Regions from separate parts of the Homo sapiens genome. Here region 2 is linked to region 1. The links are chromatin contacts, found by Hi-C or POLR2A ChIA-PET in ENCODE. All regions are on one chromosome and are shown on one strand. Each heading gives the region's core, a stretch centred on a gene start or an enhancer-like site at or near the end of the contact. The rest is flanking DNA. Distances are from core to core; before and after follow the strand shown.

Region 1 (5,245 bases), core at 222-2,721:
CCCTGCCACGTACACCATCATTTCATTTTCCCCAGTAGCCTTGTGAAGTAGCATGGCACAGTGTTAGGAAGCAGGGCTGCACATGTTAGGGGGCTCTGAGTTACTGTGCAGGTGGTGTGGTCAGTAAAAGAGGATCTTTCAGGACAAGAACCCACATCTTGGGATGATCACTTTGCATTGGAACTCCGGTAAGCTGCAGGCAGCTCAATCTCAGCAACTGAGTAGTTCCCAGAACTGTCCATATTCTCATGTGAAAAAGCTCATGGCTTTCATGAGGCTTCCAGGAAACACATGAGAATGAGAAAGATTAAAACAGTTAACAACAGTAAGAATATTAATTTTTTTAAAAATCATATATCTACAGAAAATGCATCTTCCAGATGGGCTTTGTCAACCAGTTGACCCTTTGGCCAACCAATAGCAGTAAATATTGTGTAATGTGGTCATGGTTTTTGCTTAACTGTTTTTCACTTTCTGTCCTGAATTTGTGGGGGAAAAATTAAAGAGCACTAAACGCATATGGAAGAGTGAAAGAATGTCAGGCAGGTAGTTTCACTGATGTTCCTTTAATTGGTTTTTAAATGATTAATGTGCACAGTGTGGGAGACAGAAAGACAGCACCCACTAGATGTCCTGAATGTTCTAATCCTGCCAATATGCCACCTTACCTGGTAAGTAGGACTTAGCAGATGTGATTAAGTTAAGGACCATGAAATGGGGAGATTATCCTGGATTTTCCAAATGAGCACAGTGTCATCACAAAAGTCCTTATAAGAGGAAGGCAGAGTCATAAGAGAAATGATACAGAAGCCGAGGTCAGAGTGATGGGATTGTTGGGAAGGCTCAAAAGCCAAGAAATGTGGGCAGCCTCTGGAAGCTGGAAAAGGAGATGAACTGGAACCTTCCCTAGAACCTCCTGAAGGTTCGTCACCCTGCTGCAAGCTCGATTTTAGCCCTGTGAGTCATTTCAGACTTCGTACCACCAAAACAGCAAGATAACAATTGCATACTGTTTTAAGCTGCTAAATGGTGATAATGTGTGAAAGCAGCCATAGAAAACGTCTACAAAAGCTGTGATATTGTGAATCTCAGGCATCCCATCAGCAGGCTGCACTAGTCAGACCTTCACTTTATGGTTAGAAATTAAATTTTTTCACTGAAACTTCTTTGTCTAAAGTTGTTTGTAACGTAAGCTAACATGTATATAGTAATTGACCATGAGCCCAATGACTTTCTATGTGTTAGAGCAGAATGGTGAAGCTTCAGGCTGTGGAGTCACATGGTCTGGTTTGATTTCTCTCACTTATTATGTGCCCTTGGTAAAGTTACTTGACTTCTCTGAGCCACAGTTTTCTCATCCATCAAATAGGGAGGTAATAATAGTGCCAACTTCTTGGAATTACTGTGGGGATTAAGGGAGATGATGTGTGCATGGAATTTAGCTTGAGGCTTGGCACACAGCAGGAGTCTTGGAAGTCTGCCAGGGCAAGGCTTGTTCCCTGTCATGTTTAGAGATGACGGGATCCAAGCTCCCTTAAGTTCAGGCATGTTATAAGCCATGGAATTGGCTCAGGCTCTAGTTCTCTGTTCTCTTCCTTATGACATGAAATGCTGCCATTCATTGGTAAAGCTATTTAACACAATCTCTTCACTAGTCAGTGAAATAAAAGAAAAAAAATTATTCACTGAAAAAGAAAAGAAGACAAGATATATCCCAGCACTAAAAGCATCTTTTTTTTAAATTTAAATTTTAATTTTTTTAGTTGAGATGGAGTCTTGCTCTGTTGCCAGGATGGAGTGCAGTGAGTGGCATGATCTCAGCTTACCACAATCTCCGACTCCCTGGTTCAAGCGAGTCTCCTGCCTCAGCCTCCCGAGTAGCTGGGATTACAGGCACGTGCCACCACGCCCAGCTAATTTTTGTATTTTTAGTAGAGACGGGGTTTCACCATGTTGGCCAGGATGGTCTTGATCTCCTGACCTTGTGATCCGCCTGCCTTGGCCTCCCAAAGTGCTGGGATTACAGGCGTGAGCCACTATACCCGGCCAGCATTCCATTTTTTTTAAAAGGTCACTCCTGTCCTGAAATACATGAATTTGCAACGTACTCCTGGAACAACTGCCAATTAATATAGTTTAGAAATATTGGTAAGTACATACCTGCCAAGGCATGTCCTTAGTCTGATGAGGTCTAGAGAGAGTGTTTTTCACTGCACGGTTATCTGAACATTTACCCACCTTTCTTAGGAACCGCTGGGGGCAGTGGAGGGCTAGCTCTTACCTCATCTGAGAAATCCGGATTCTGAGAGTGGTGCAGAACTGCTGTGTAGGCGGCTGAGGTGAAGAGGGGCCCTCCAGGTTTTCCATAAATACACTGTTTGAAAAGTTATGAGTTGAACAATTATGAGTGTCTGAAATTATCCCTGGGTGAAAAAAAAGTCCATAACTCTTCAGTACCAACCCTGGGACAATGGCAAACTTTGTGATAACTTGCCAGGCTAAGCTGGCATCTAATTAACCTTGAACTTCTTTGGCCTACTACCCTGCATTTATTATACAATGAAAGCTGCTGAAGATAATTTGATGGCTTTCATTCATCATATAGTTAATACGCCAGGGCCAAATACCTGTGGGACAGGAATAATACAGGGTGGCCACAGGAGAACAGAAAATTCCAGGCAGAGGTTTCACATGCCTAGCAAAAAGGATACTGTTGAAATAGCTGCAAAAGTCAGTGGCCAATAAGACCCTAAAAAATGAGATGCGGGCCAAGCTGGTTAAGACCAACTGTACCCAGCATGGTGCTGGATTTGACCTAGGTTTCTCCTAGGACCTCATTATATGCTCATTGACATACTAAATCACACTCCCCCCAGTACCTGGGCAGTTCTAAAGTTTCTTTAGAAATCTTCATGAATATAAAGAAACCCATAAAGGTAGAAGCCCTAAACCTTTTTGCAGATGACTATCTCTCTTGAGTACACCCACACTCTTCTTTCCTGAGTGTGTTCTTTTTGCTTTGCAGTAAATCTCTGTACTTTCACTATTTTCTGAGTCATCCTTGAAATCCTTCTCATGACAGTGTCAAGAGCCTATTCACCGGCTGGGGCTGGGATCCCAAATACACTGTTGAAGAAGTTATGAATTGAACAATTATGAGGGTCTGAAATTATCCCTGAGTGAAAATAAAAGGCCATAACTCTTCAGTTACCAACCCCAGGAAAATAACAATGACTCAGACAATGACCTGGGACAACGGTCAGTGTTTGCGGACCTCCCCTAGCCTATGGGTATCACCTGGACCAATCTGACTCTTGATTTACATGGAATAAGGGCTAACTTGTTTAAGACTGATTCCTTTAGAATGGCTTCCTGAACAGGCCTTGATATGGTCAGGCTTTTCTCCCCACCCGAATCTCATCTTGAATTATAATCCCGACATGCCAAGGAGAGGAAGTGACTGGATCCTGGGGCCGCTTCCCCCATGCTGTTCTCATGACAGTGAATGAATTCTCAAGCAATCTGATAGTTTTATAAATGGCAGTTTTTCCTGCACTCACACATGCTCTCTCTCTCTCACCTGCCACCATGTAAGACATGCCTCTTTCCCTTCCACCATGACTGTAAGTTTGCTGAGGCCTCCTCAGCCATGCAGAAACTGTGAGTCTATTAAATCTCTTTTCTTTATAAATTACCCAGTCTCGGGTAGTATCTTTATAGCAGTGTGAGAATGGAGTGATACAGGCCCCATGGAACCAGCTCTGGTCTAGAGTTAAGGTCTTGTGCAACCACAAGGCTTGGATGGACCCCAGCTCCTGATACGCCAGCTTCCAGGATAGGGCTGGTTACCATCTCCACCACAGCATGCTACTATTCTGTCCAGCCCCAAATCAGGCCAGGGCTGTGATATGGCACTTCCTTATAACTTATAAGCCCCCTTTGTCCAAAGCTCAGGACCCCTCTTCTGGAGTCTGACAGTTAGCTTTGCTGTATCTCTGTGTGGTATTTTAGAATGCAGTGAAGCAAGGGACGCACATGTGATTGTTATTCTTTTCTAGAATTTTCCTCACAAAAACACTGCTCTACAGGCCAAACGTGCTTGCCATCTGATCATTGCCTCTGTTTGCCTGACAATTATATTTCACTTGAATTTTTCTCTCCTGATGCTAACACTATTTTGGAGTTGGGTGCCAGTGGATGCTGACAGTGGCTCAAGACCTTCTTTTTTTTTTTAAAAAAAAAAAAAAAGACTCTTTTTTATATTTACCTGAATTAATTGCTTGATTAATTCAATCACTCAAATTGATTATTGTTCTTCTGAATAATGCTACAAATTAGAGGACTCAATTTGTACCAGGCAGAGTGCTTTAAGAGACTACCACAGAGAATGGTGGGGGTTAGTTAGAAATTAGTTTTGTCCTCTACTACCTCATTCCTTTGATTTGCCGAAGCTGGTAAGATTGGCAGCAGGCCCACTACAAATAATTTCCCCCTCATTTTTTATGGGTTACTTTATGTTGTTTGAAATCCCTAAAATAAAAACCACATACTATATATCAAATATGAACTCTAAAAAATGCCATCCCGTTGCAGCTTTGTAGAGTGAAACACCACAGTTCCTACAAACCTCATAGTTTTATGGATCTTACTAAATCATGTGATCAGCAACCGGGACTGACTTCCCAGAGCCATTTTTCCAGTTCCTCAGGCACTTGGCCACGTGCACCTTCCATAATGTGAGCATCCCACGGGTCCCCCACATTAGCTATTGGGCCAGTATGCGGCAGTTCTGCGTAGACCATACGAGGGCCGGCTGGGGTGTTCTGTTTTAAATCAAGCACGCCGAATCGAGAGGCAGGCTAATCTTTGAAAAAGGCAACATTTTCCACAGGGGAGTCTTGGCATTTATTTCACATGAGAATGGTTTCCTTTTTTCCCAAGTCGTGAAAAGCTAAAAGAGCTATGAGAGAGGAATTTCTAATAGATCTAGTTAATGAGGACTGTTAAATCAGGTATGTTTCAGATCTAAAACAAATGTATTAAATTACTGCTCTTTCAACCACACTCACATAAAAAGCCCTGCAATGGTGGAAAGAATCCCTGCACCTGCCTTCCCACTTTATGCTGGGTCCCTTTGCTGACTTGGCTCACCTTCAGGGGCTTGGCACTTTCTTCATCTGAATTTTTGAATTCAATGCACACAGTTATATTCCGTGCCTGAAATTACGGAGAGAAAAAATGGAAA
Region 2 (5,582 bases), core at 1,265-3,764, 120 kb after region 1:
TGCAAACATTTATAGTGCATCTATGGATATGAATAGGGCTGAATGTTTAAAGGCAACACAAGGTGTGAACGTCTCTTTAACTGACTGTAACTCAAACAGAGCCACAGACAGACACACACTTAGAACTACCCCCTACACTTCAACCAAACAGAGGCAGAAGATTGGGAAGGTGAACTCAATGTAGGGCTTGCCAAATCCAGGAAATAAGGAGGGCTGCAGAGAGGCACAGTGTCTTCTGCGGAACCCCAGGGCAAAGCTGTTCAGCTGTGATTTTTTTTCTACTTTTTGGCGGTCTCAGTTTGAAATTAGGCTCCTGGCTTTTGCCAAGGAAGTGTTAAAAATGTGCACTTGTGTGAAGCAGCAGCAGTCCTCTCAAATGGGGGTACCAGATTTCTCTGGTTACTTTTTAACTCACTCAGTGATGATATCACTCCACAATCCTAACGTTTCTCCTTTCAATCTCCACCCTTAAGAAAGTCATCTAACGTCTTGGTGTTCTTTAATGACCTTAACCACATCTGTAGCGAACATCTTCTAAGAACAGATCTGAAAAGCTTCTGTAGGTGAACTTGGGTGATTCCAAAGGTCCTTACGGTTTTGTGATGAACACATATATGGTTCATCATTTCTTTTTGTTATAGTTGTGCAAAAAGAAGACGAATTTGTGATGAGACTTTTTATTCCCCACTTCTTTGCAAATGAGTCCTCCAGGGCTGTTCACTGGTTCATTTGCCTGGAGGTCAAAACAAAAGCCTCCGATGCCCATCATGCCAGCCCCTGAAGATGTGATACTACCCCAGTTCTATTAATCACAGATTTGCTATGCTTCACTCAATTTTCAGAGCTAAAAGGAAGAAATAGATGCATGTAATCTTTAACTTGAAACCCATCAGCATTCTTTTCAACAGCATGGGCAAAAATGAGACAAAATAGGATGGCCACTATGAAAGAACCAACATCTTTAAGGAAATAAAAACCAGAGTGGAGGATGACACAGACTGAAGTGTCACCTTTAGAGTGACAGAAAAGCAGGCCGGTTTTAAAGCAAACCTTTAAACAGTCCCCTTTAACAACCACAGGCCACTTTAGTTTCATGCTTAATTTCTTTCCCTGCTCGAGGAGCCTCTTCCTTGTCTACATCTCTCCTTGTCCTTGATCCCTTTCTCTGCCTTTTGGCTCACTCATTTCCCCCAGTGGCTTTCATTTGGGGAATATCATTGGGTTCACTGGCTTTTTCACTGAGTCGTCTTTTTGAGCAACTCTGTTCACCTGATGAGTGTTCTATTTAATATTCTAGTTTCCTTATTAGTGGAGAACTGAAGGGTAGTCATGTGTGTCAAAACGTCTCCCCAGAATTAATCCAATCTAATAAACAGTATGTTTCTACTTGTAGAAGTAATTACTTAAATTTCTATGATGCAGGTGGGCAGCAGGTATTTTCCTCATTTTACAGATTAAAAAGAGGTGCAGTCCCTCAGTGATCCAGGCACTGTGATCAGTGTTTTTACTCAGTTTTCATTTAGATCATCACCAACAGCTTTGTGAGGAATCCCCACCATGCTGCAAATAAGGACACTGAGGCTCAGGGAACTCAGGGAATTATCCGAAGTCCTACAGTTCTCAAAAGGCACAACAAGCCTGATATCAATACCCAGATTTTGTCATTATATGATTCTGTTTCTGTTCTAGCACGACATTTCCGGATTCAGACTTCTGCAACATGACAGAGATAGATGTCTGTTCCCAAAATAGAATTCTATAAACCCTTCAATCCGAAGAGATTACAACAAAGTGATTTTCCCTTTTTTTCTCTTTGTTGTCTCTGCCGTGGGACCCATGAGCCCCCACAGTTGCATTCTGTATCTCCACAGCATCTGTTCTGCTCATAGCTTTACTCTACAGATTAACTTGAACTCATTATCTCTGTATTTAATCCTTAAAGAAAAGTCAAAAAACTAGTTTGGAGCAAGAATCCCTATGACAGAATTGGCTTTCATCTCCAAATGGATTTATTCCTCTAAGATAACCAGAAACTGGATAGGATTTGCTATGCTATTGACATTACTTTGTATTTTGTAGCTAGCATCTATGTAGTTTCACTTAAAATTCTGCACATACCTTGGAACTATAGCTCATTATTTCTGGATTAAGAGGAGGAAATACCATGTAGTTAAAAAGAATGTGGGTCTCATCATTTTGAGACCTGAACAAATACCCTTGCTCTGCCAGCAACTTTGTAGAAGCTACAGATAAGTCAATTTACCTGTTTGGGCCTGGATTTCATCTTCCAGTGAGGCAGCTGGATTCTATAATATCAAATTTCTAACATTTTATTCTATATAATCTATATTAAAAACCCTGACTTTTAAAGAGAAGTACCATTTGAGCAGAATAATGCCACTGTATTATTGGATATTGAACAGAAAAATGCCACTGCAAGAGATCCCAGACCTGAGTCAACAGAGACACGGAGGGCAGGAAGGTGCAGTGGGAAGAGGGTGTGGTTGGGTTGCAAGAGGGGAGGGGAGGTGGGTGGAGTGAAAGAAGTGGGCATGGCCAGATTGCAGGTGAAGAGAGGAGAGGAGGTGGGTGGAATGGGAGGAATGGGCGCGGTTGCACTGTAGCAGGGTGTGAAGTGAAAGAGGTGGGTGTGGCTGGGCTTGCAGGGAAGGTGGCAGGTACACATTTGCCTAGGGCCACACCGGATGGGTGACTTTGGACAAATGCAGTAATAGCTACACCTCATAGTTCAATGCAGCCACCACTAGCCATAAGTGGCTATGAAGTCCTTGAAAGGTGGTTAGTGTGACAAAGAAACTAAATCTTTAATTTTACTTAATTTTATTTAACTTTGATTTAACTTTAAGAATTGATTATTTTATCTAGTAACTGGAAAACATTTAACTAGTTTTGGAGAAACTTTGGAATATGAATTTACTCTTTCAACTATAAATTTTATGAAATCTGAATACTGAACAAATATTTGTGATTAAAGATTTAGCATCCAAATTGAAATGTGTTATATGTATAAATGTACACCACATTTTGAAGATTTGGCGTGAAAAAAACTATGAAGTATTGTAATAATTTTTATATTGATTACATGCCAACATAATAATAGTTTGGATATATAGGTTTAAAGAAAATATATTATTAAAACTAACTTAATATGCTTTTTTTCTTTTTCAAATATGGCCCCTAGAAAATTCAAAATTACATATGTGGCTTATGTTATATTTCAATTGGTCAGAGCTACTCCGTGTGCTTTAATTTCTTCCTTAACTATATTGGAACAAAAATCACAATATCCTTCAGAGGGACTGTGGCAACAAATAAAGAATACTGTGCAAAGTTTGTAGCAAAGTGACTATCAGAATTGGAAGTGCTCAGCAAAGAACTATTATTTTTGGACATTATTTCCATGTTCACTTCCTCCAATTATTCATAAAGCAGAATTTTAAGGTAATCTGTGGGTTACTCAGTTCTCATAAAGTGTATGAAAGCAAAGAAGGCCCTTGATTACCCAGTGACCAATATTAAGGATGCAGATAATCTACCAAATGAATCCATATTCTTTCCACCTAACAGATTCCTACTTTCTACCTTTATGACCCATAAGATATGGCTTGCATTCATTCATTCATCAAACCTTTGATTGAGTACCTATTGGTAGAAGAATCAAGATGCTGTAATTTTGCATTCTTAAGTTTCTTAATGATTACAAATCTGTAATAAAAAATCTACTCACAATTAAAAACACTGAGATAACTTTAAAATTACAAATGAGATACAATCTATTCTCCATCTCTAAATTAGTAAGTTCAGTTGTACCTACTGAACTTAAAATGCATTCTCTCTCACCTGATTTTCGACTTTTCTTTATGATTGTGGTGGTTTTAAATCCTAAACATTCAAGCTTTTGTTCCTTATAATTTTTAAATTTGGCACAATTTGAGAATGACAAAGTTGAAATTAAATGGTTAATTTCAGTTGTATTAAAGGCTGCAACATTCCTTTAATAAATGATGAAAGGAAAACAGAAGAAACTGAAAGTTAAATTTCGGAAAACTGGCAATTAGTGGATAACACAGAAGAGAACTCAAATAAACTTATGTTCTTTGAATAATCTATTTGTGTGAATAATCTATTCAATAAGTATTTCAGTGCTCTCATAAATAAGCTAACTTTGAATTTCCATTTTTACACATTTTATGAAGCACAAAGTAAGTTTCTGCTTAACAGATTCTTTTTTCTATAACAATTCTTTAAAGTAAATTAAGTTTGTAAATTTTTCTTTGTTTCAATAAGACAATATACACAATAATAATAGCTAAAACTTAGTGAATTCTTAGCAAGTGCCAGGCACTCTTACAGGCCCTTTACTTGAATTCACTCAGTGAATCCTTAAACAACCCTGATAGATAGTATGGTAGGCAGAACAACAGCCCCTTAACAACGTACATGTCCTAATCCCCAGAACCTGTGCCTATGTCATTTACACAGCAGAGGGTAATCCAGGCTGTAGATGGGAATCAGCTAACCTAGAGATGGGAGAGGAGCGTGGATCAGCCAGGTGGGGCCAATGTAATCACAGGGGTCCTTACGAGTGAAAGAGGAAGGTGGGAGAGTCAGAGATCAGAGTCGGAGAGTCGCTGGAAGACACTATGCTTCTGGCTTTGAAGATGAACCAGGACCACAAACCAAGGAATGTGGGCAGCCTCTAGAACTTGGAAAAGGCAAGGAAACAGATTCTCCCCTAGCACCCCGAGAAAGGAATGCAGCTCTGCCAATTTTAGCCCAGTGAGATCCGTTTCAGATTTCTGATCTCCAGAAATGTAATACACGTGTTTTAACTGTAAGACAATATGTGTGTTGTTTAAAACTAAGTTCGTGGTCATTTATTACAGCAGAAATAGGAAACTAAGGCAGATAGGCACCCTCACGACTCTCATTTTACAGACAGGGAAGCCAAGGTATACAGAATTTAAATAGCTGACCCAGAGATCACACTGCCAGCAAGTGCTTTGGCAAGTGACTCAGACCCACACACCCTGGTTCCTCACCCATGGCAATGCAATGTAAATCAGGGCTGGCATGTGGCATTTTCTCATGTGGTTTCTGGGTACAGAGGTTTTTCTGTTTCTTCTTAGCATCTATTTATTCTCCAGGTCTCAGCTGCATTGCCACTGCCTTAGGGGAGGCCTTCCCTGACTGATTTGAGGAGGTGCGATGTCCAAAGGATGCAGTTTTAAGGTAAGGTAGAATGCAATTCTCAGGGAAGTACTTATCATGATTACAATTTTCCATTTGTTTGAGCTCTGTGTCTGCCACCAAACTGTAAGTGCAGGGCAGCAGCAGTCTATTGTCATCTGTGCCTACCAAATGCAAGGTGCAATTGTCTCAGTTGTTTATTGAGTTTCTGATGTTTAGACAATCTAACCATGACAAACTCACTGCATGCAAATTGAATGTATTGGGCATGGTCTTAAAAACTAAAATACGTTCCAGCAGAATGAAATAGATTTGGAAAAATGAATTTCAAAAACCCTAAGCTTTAGCCCCTATCAGAGTAAATCAGTTCC

The links. A loop is a pair of places that touch in the nucleus more often than their neighbours do. ChIA-PET counts read pairs that join two places held with the same protein, here RNA polymerase II (POLR2A). Pooled maps may share reads with other maps.
Region 2: a pooled map shows a loop between it and region 1 (2.1-fold over the local background). The contact joins two enhancer-like sites. A Hi-C loop is called at or near these places in 1 of 50 pooled maps. POLR2A ChIA-PET finds 5 or more read pairs at or near these places in 2 of 52 experiments (B cell and activated T-cell).

The regions. Positions count from the first base shown.
Region 1 is chr2:224,847,226-224,852,470 of GRCh38, forward strand. It overlaps DOCK10 (dedicator of cytokinesis 10), which reads right to left. Exons shown (of 56, transcript NM_014689.3): 18 at 5,152-5,217; 19 at 2,282-2,374. Among named protein-coding and RNA genes, the nearest start is that of CCDC195, 130 kb to the left of the region's middle. Within about 2 kb of position 1,472, at least 3 of the 41 ENCODE cell types and tissues checked have a DNase peak (open chromatin) inside an H3K27ac peak, as active enhancers do.
Region 2 is chr2:224,968,802-224,974,383 of GRCh38, forward strand. All of the region lies in intron 1 of DOCK10 (dedicator of cytokinesis 10), which reads right to left. Among named protein-coding and RNA genes, the nearest start is that of MIR4439, 39 kb to the right of the region's middle. Within about 2 kb of position 2,515, at least 5 of the 41 ENCODE cell types and tissues checked have a DNase peak (open chromatin) inside an H3K27ac peak, as active enhancers do.